Regions from separate parts of the Homo sapiens genome. Here region 2 is linked to region 1. Evidence: chromatin contacts called from ENCODE Hi-C or POLR2A ChIA-PET data. All regions are on one chromosome and are shown on one strand. The core of a region is the stretch at or near the end of the contact, and the rest is flanking DNA. Distances in the headings are between cores, read along the strand shown. Region 1 overlaps GORAB-AS1 (GORAB antisense RNA 1). Region 2 overlaps PRRX1 (paired related homeobox 1).

Evidence for each region. Hi-C counts contacts between places; a loop is a spot of excess contacts on that map. ChIA-PET counts read pairs that join two places held with the same protein, here RNA polymerase II (POLR2A). Pooled maps may share reads with other maps.
Region 2: a loop to region 1 is called in a pooled map, with 2.6 times the contacts of the local background. The contact joins two enhancer-like sites. A Hi-C loop is called at or near these places in 1 of 168 maps with a recorded cell type or tissue (A673) and 1 of 50 pooled maps. POLR2A ChIA-PET finds 5 or more read pairs at or near these places in 1 of 52 experiments (endothelial cell of umbilical vein).

The regions. Positions count from the first base shown.
Region 1 is chr1:170,493,317-170,497,187 of GRCh38, reverse strand. The region is part of intron 1 of GORAB-AS1 (GORAB antisense RNA 1); the gene reads left to right. Among named protein-coding and RNA genes, the nearest start is that of GORAB, 37 kb to the left of the region's middle. Within about 2 kb of position 2,614, at least 2 of the 41 ENCODE cell types and tissues checked have a DNase peak (open chromatin) inside an H3K27ac peak, as active enhancers do.
Region 2 is chr1:170,697,182-170,700,818 of GRCh38, reverse strand. The region is part of intron 1 of PRRX1 (paired related homeobox 1); the gene reads right to left. Among named protein-coding and RNA genes, the nearest start is that of PRRX1, 35 kb to the right of the region's middle. Within about 2 kb of position 1,603, at least 4 of the 41 ENCODE cell types and tissues checked have a DNase peak (open chromatin) inside an H3K27ac peak, as active enhancers do.

The sequences.
Region 1 (3,871 bases), core at 1,365-3,864:
CTCTTTCTATATGTGTGTGTGTGTGTGCATGTAGGGTGAGGGGGTGTAGTTGAAGGGGTACTCACATAGCAAGCAAGCAAAATCTGATAAAAATACCACTGAAATTATTGCATATCAACTTAGGTGTGTCCCCAGCCTAATTGGAACATATTATGCCCCAATGAGGAAATCTGGCAGCATTGAGTTCTTGGACTCCTTCCTCTGAGAAACTCTTTTGGTTGAGTCTGGTTGATTCCACCTGACAATCACCTTCACAACTCATGTCAGGAGGCACCTCTTTGGTAAAACCTTTCATGACATTTCCAAACTCCAGGAAGAACTAACAGCTTGCATCTCTGTGCTTAGTGTGTTTTATATACCGGTGATAAATACTATAAAGGATGTTTCCAAATCTATCTCTCCAGCTAGATTGTGTGTCATTGAGGGTAGCAATTCTGTTTATATTTTTTAATAGAGGCAGTGTAGCCAGTTAGGAAGAACCTGATCCTCAAAGCCAAACCCAATTTCAAATTAATTTCACTGCGGTGTGTTGTGTTGCCTTGAATAAAGTACTTAAAGCTTAGCCTCAGTTACCTCATATGTGAAATGTGTCTAGTAATGCCTTTTTTTTTTTTTAATGGAATCTTGCTCTGTCACCCAGGCTAGAGTGCAGTGGCACAATCTCGGCTCACTGTAACCTCCGCCTCCTGGGTTCAAGCGATTCTCCTGCCTCAGCCTCCCAGGTAGCTTGGATTACAGGCATGTGCCACCATACCTGGCTATTTTTGTATTTTTAGTAGAGGTGGGGTTTCACCGTGTTGGGCAGTCTGGTCTCGAACTCCTGACCTCAGGTTATCCGCCCGCCTTGGCCTCCCGAAGTACTGGAATTACAGGTCTGAGCCACTGCGCCTGGCCAGTAATGCCTAATTCTATAGAACTTTTTGAATAAGTACAAAAAGGTCCTCACATATTTCATTTCCTTGTATCTTAATTAAACACTATTGCCTACCAGAAACATAGAAACATTCAATATTCTGATGTTCTTGGACCTAGACTGTCCGGGTAACTTAAAGTCTGTTCTCCCTCTTCCAAAAGAAGTTACCGCCTTCTCAGTAAGGATGGCCTGACAGGGGCCTTGGTGATAGCCAGACTTCATCACTGAGTATTTTCAGAGAGACCACAGAGTCAACTGTTCAGGAAACTATAAGAAAGGATGCCATCTCTATGTAGAAAGCTAACTCAGATGATCTCATTCATTCAACAGATAGTTTTGGAGTACTTACTGTATGCCTGTCAACTGTGCCAGATGCTATGAAGATTACAAACTAGTGAATGACAAAGATTTTAAAGTTAAATTAATACAAAATTACAACTAAATAAAGTATTATGAAGGAAAGAAATAAGAGCTGAGATCCTGAGTTCTTTTCCAAATCTAACCTATATGATTCAATGTCTACATTTTCATGAAAGTAGAACATTGACCCACAAATTGCAAATGGAAATTCCAACATCCTTTGTAAATGTGTTCAACTCTACTTATTTAATCTTTTGTTCTATTCTTCCTGATAGCCCATCTAGTCAAAGTCTTCCTCTGGTGGCACAATCAGCATCCCGGCGTCTACGCAGATGTTGTTTCTTTTACCTGGAGCTTACTCCATTCCACAACCTAAAATGTTGTTCATCACCCAGAGCCTAGTTCCCCCACTTGTAAAATGAGCTGGTGAGACTAAATGGTCTTTAAAATTTCTTAGTTCTAGAATACTTTGGTTCATTTAACCTTGCCAGTGAAGGAAGAGGGAAGATTTTGTTCCCTTCATTTTTACTTCTAAATTGCATTTTCTGTGCTTGGTCATCATGATGTATTGTTTTTAGCTTTTCCTCGTATCAGAACTCCAAACAGAAGAAGCTGGAATGTAGGGCATGCATTACATGAAAAGTGAAATGTTTTGAAAGGGCTTTGAAGTGTTGAATAGGAATATTGTATTAAGAACATTCCACTAAATGGAAGAAACCTGGAAACTGGACAAGCTGTGGATGTGCAGATGGTATTACTAACCATCAGTCAAATAGAGAACACAGGCTATTTGTATAGATCGATATGTCATGTGTCTCTATACATTGGGAGGTACCAAGAAGTTGTCAGCAGTTGTTATTTCTGTATGTATTGCCTCCAAGGAGAATAATCAAATTGCCTGTGTTATACAGCCTAGAAATTTCAGTTTAGTCTGTACCAATATGAATGAATCTATTTAAGATGTCTTGTATGAGAAAGGATGCTTTTATAAATGCAAACGGACATAAATGGGTTTGTTTGTGGATGGGTCAGTGAGGGGAGGTGGGAGCAGAGAGGAAGATCCCCTAGCTTAATAGTTCTTTAAAAAATCTTCTTTATTCTAATATTAGACAGTCTACGAACTATAATTATCCAGTGTGCTCCATATCACCCCACGACATTTTACGATTAGAATGTGGGTGAATTGCTCTGCCTCAGCCAACACTAATATTAAAGAACAGCAGAGAGTCCTTTAGGTAAGTCTAAGCATGAATCAGTCAGCTATTGGAGTATTTCAGAGGGGTGTTATTTCTCAGAGATAAGGGAACAAAGAGGTCTTAATATCCGGCTCAGCCAAGGCAGGAAATTGCCTACTTCCTGAGCCAGTGTGGTAGAGGCTGTGGGATGGGAGCCAGATATATTGGAGGGAGGAGGCAAGTAAGTGCTGGAGACCTCAGGATTTTATTGTAGGGCACATGGACTTTGTATGAGAATGTCAAAAACTCATTTTGTCTTTAGCACAGGAAGATGCTTGGCAAAGAGTTAATGACACTAAAGAATTCTTACAAATGTTATGGATGGGTGTTAATTTTCACAGATAGGCATTCATTGTCAGATGTTTATGCTCTCCATTCCTGAAACTCCTCCTGTCTGTGGTATGTGCCAATTTTTTAATTTTAAAGACTATCAATTATCCTGTTAATCTTAAATTCTATTATAAAAGTGTAAAGTACCGGGTTGACCTTACATCCTAGTCCTAATTACATACATATGTTTTTATAGACCCCTATCCAACCCCATTGACACTAACAAACTAGTTTGCAAAGCTCTTAACCTCTCCTGCTTTCTTTCCCTCATTTGTCAATCGAGAGTGTCAAACTAGATGATCTCAAAGGTTCGGATTCTAAAGAAATGTAGCAGAAATTCCATCAAGTACAAGGCTGTATAGTCAGAAAAGGATTTAGAATCCTAGATACTTGAGTTTAAACCTCTGTACCTCCTATTATCAGATGTGTGACATTGTGAACATTCTCTAATCTTCTCAAACTGGTAACAACACTTGTTACTGGAATAATACCTGAATTAAAAAGTTGTCTAGAATTAAATGTCATAGGACATTAAAGTGTCTGGCAGACATGTATTTAGTAGTTGTTCCTTTTCCCTTCCTTCTCTTCCTTTAGTGTTATTGGAATTAATGGATTTTACTAGTTTTTATTAGAAAAAGAACCTAGATTCAGATAGTTGTATTAAAAGAACAGAAGAGAAAGGTTAATTTACAGGATCCAAAGATGAGTTGAATTTTAGCAAGCAAAAATCAAGATGAAAGTCTATCTATGTAGGGAATAATGTAATCAAAAGTATAATAGCACTAACAAAAAGGTGTATATGGGGAATACACCATGGTGTCTGTTGATATTGAAATGTAGTGGCTGGAGTTAAAATATGTATTCTATCTATCTTTCTATCAGTTAATTTTTACTCAAATGTTTGTATATTGTACACAATGTTCTACATCATTTTCTCTTTTAAAAACATTTTGGTGATCATCTCATATCTATATATGAAAATCTTTTTTATTTCTTATTTACTATTCATAATATACCATTATATGTATACATT
Region 2 (3,637 bases), core at 354-2,853, 200 kb before region 1:
CCTTTCCCAACATGCTAAGACTCTTTGAACTGCATCCTCCAGGGTAGGACAGTCAGTAACGGGTTTTCAGCAGCAAAGTGGGTGATAAGGGCAGTTTTGTCTCCAGGTAGCATCCTGGTAACTTGGAGTTTGGTTTTGGCTGGGCATGAGACAAACATTAATGCTTTACAGATTCAGAAGGACAGTACTAATAATACAGCCTGTCTGCTACTTTTAATGGATAGGATGCTCAAGGCCTCTCTGACTGCTAAACTTTGACCACAATATCTCTGTCCATCATCTCCCACTTTCTCCCCTGTATAGGTCTGTTTTCAATTCTCCTGGTCATCTTTCTTTCAATCTATGACACACACGTGTATCTAAATTACTAGATAAGTAAAGCAGGAATTCAAGACACAAGGACATGTCATTTTTTAATGTATGGAAGAGCTCTGACGGACTTTCCAAATGGTCTGAATATATATCCTAAAGGTTCTCCACCCTATAGTAGAACCTGCAGTAACACACTCATCAGCGGTTCTATACTAGCTAGAAACACCTCCACCTGCCAACATTTCACCTGAGACCTACTGGACTTCCTGGGCTCAGGAATTATTTCCTATGAATGAATTTGGCTTGAACCAACTCATTCACACAAAAAAATAACTTCCAAATGCATAAAATTGAATATGGTGTTTCATTTGCTTAAAAAAAATGGCCATAGGAGGCCATAGGACATTTTTAAGTTTGTAACCCCATCAATACATTTAAATATGATTATAAGCATATATATGAAAACCCTTGAAATCCATCCGCTTGGCTGGGCTCAGTGGCTCACACTTGTAATTCCAGTACTTTGAGAGGTTGAGGCTGGCAGATCACCTGAGGTCAGGAGTTCAAGACCAGCCTCGCCCCATCTCTACTAAAAATACAGAAATTACCCGAGCGTGGTGGCAGGCGTCTGTAATCCCAGCTACTTGGCAGGCTGAGGCAGGGGAATCACTTGAACCCAGGAGGGGGAGGTTGCAGTGAGCCTAGATCACGCCACCACACTCCAGCCTAGGTGACAGAGCGAGACTCCTTCTCAAATCCATTCACTTGCACTTTTGAGGCACACTGGTATTTCTCGGTGCACTTTTGTGTTGCTTTGTTTCATTGTGAAAGGTATGAATCTCAGTTTACATCCAAGCAAGCCAATCTTTCTTTGAGCCCATAGGAACCTGATTTCTCTCATTTTTGCCATCCTCTGGCCCCTTTTACTATAATTTTCCCTTCAGTCTTGTGGTGCACAGACCCTTGGGGAAGCCTTTCCCCAATCCCATTGCCCATAATACAGTTTTCTGTGAACAGACTAGAGAGCCATCTTCTTGCCATTTATCTAGAGGAGCTGTGTGCAAACTAGAGCTCATGAATGGGACAGAGAAAGAAATGAGACCCATTTAAAAACTCAAATAATTCTCATTCCAAGGAAGTAAACATTTGCCCCTCTGAAAGGGTTTTGTAAAATAATAAAATAAAAAGTAAAATAAATAAAAATCCTTATTAATGTTCACTAGAGAAACAGAAAAGTCTTTTCCACAGAAAAGTCCTTTATGTGCTGAAATTGGCAGCCGGACGGCCTGAGCATTTATCTCCTGCATAGAAAGTGCTCTGTCAGGAAAGCTGTGACTAACAATAAGCTGAAAAACACACCACAGACTTCCACTGTATTTTATTTGGCAGAGAGGAATTATTCCTCAGCACAAAGTATTTGCAACTGGCATCAGTTAAACAAGAAATTACAACCTTTAAAAGCCCTATTTATCATTAGCTGCAAAAGTGCAGACTTCACCGTCAATTACTCTGACAAAGGATCACAGACCATCAACACTGCACACAGGATAACAGTCTTGGCAGCCAAAAGGCCTTGCTGAGGGGAGGATTAGACAGCTAGCTAATAGCCCGGGGCCCCTTCTCCAGAGACCCCCTTGACACTTCCTTAGCCACCCTCCTCCCCTCTCAGGACTGACTCTCCTATCTCCAGCCCTCGTCTCCCTTCACCTCATCTAGTGGAGACTGCTGGACTGACAAGGTTTTGGCAGAAAGATGTGACAGTTGTGCCACCGTCATTTCTTAAGAATCATTGGCCAAATCAAATCAGCAACAACTTTACGCCAATTCTGCTCTGAATGTGTTCTGTGGATGAAAATGGAAATTACTAGATAGATATCTGAAAGCTGAAGAAATAATACGGTGTTACTCCTCTCAGCTGCTTTGCAAGGCTAAATGGTCAGGAAAAAAAATAGTCTATTTTAATACGCAAAAGGCCTCTACTGTGATTCTAAAACAACTTTCTAAACCCTGAATAGTGCCTATGTATTCTTGGAAGAAGCCTTTTTGCATTGAGCTGAAGCATTTCCCCATCTTTAAATGATTCCATTCTTTAGGATCCGAAAAATAAAGAGACGCTTTGTTTTTCAGTTTTTAATTTTTTTAAAAAGTGTTTTTCTCAAGTGGTTATATAATGATAAGAAATCTCTTTCAAGAAACATATATAAGTATATAGCCTTATTTAGCTTTAACTTTCCAAAAAAGTACAAGGTAATAATCAGTGTTTCTGTCACCTTGTTGCCAGTTAAGTTGGTTTGAAATGGTCCTGGAGTTTCTCTCAGAGGCACAAAGCTTACAGATGATTATTTTTCTCTTCAATATTTTTGTTTTTGTTGGCTATATTTGTCTCCATTTACAAATGTGAATAATTCTTGAGAATAAAGTAAAATAGCGTAATATGTGTAAACCACTTACATAAGATTTGGCTCATAGTGTTTAACAAATGATGATGATACTGATCTTGGAGATGATACTAACAAAGATAAAGATGATGATGATGGGGAGGTGGAATATGCAGTATTAAAAATTATGTTATATAAAGGCCTTTTAATAATACAAAAGAACACAGTGATTTATATATAGATCTAGATCTATTTATATATGTATATATAGATATACATATTTGTATATCTATATATTTATACAGAGATATATTTCTACATATTTATATATACATATTTATATATCTTTATATGTATATATTTATATATCTATATATGTATATATATTTATATATGTATATATTTATATATCTATATATGTGTATAGATATTTGTATATGTATATATATGCATATATAAATATATGTATATTTACAGATACATAAAATATATCTTTTTTTAAGGATTCCAGCTGCAAATATGGTGTATTCTTAACTATATAAGAAAATGTTCAGCAAAAGATTGGAAGAAAGTGCCTTTGAATAATGCAAAGATTAGAAGAAAAACCTCTGAATGATGCAATAATGAAGACTTTTTCCCTTATCTTCCTTTCTATATAGTTCTCTAATTCTTTAAGATAAGCTTGTCTTACATGTATTATTATAAGAAAATAGAAAATACAGGCAAGTCAATAAATCAAAACAAAAATATCACACTTGGAAGATTATGTATTTATAAAACTTTTACACATGCAATATTATAACCCTTCAAGGGAGATCATTGTTCCCATTTTACAAAAGTAACTAATGCTCAAAGAGATGAAGCTGTTTTCCCAATGGAAATTAGTTCCCCAGCACAGCCAAAGCTAAGAAAGACATGGCTTATCTTACTCCTAGGCCTCTGCGCTT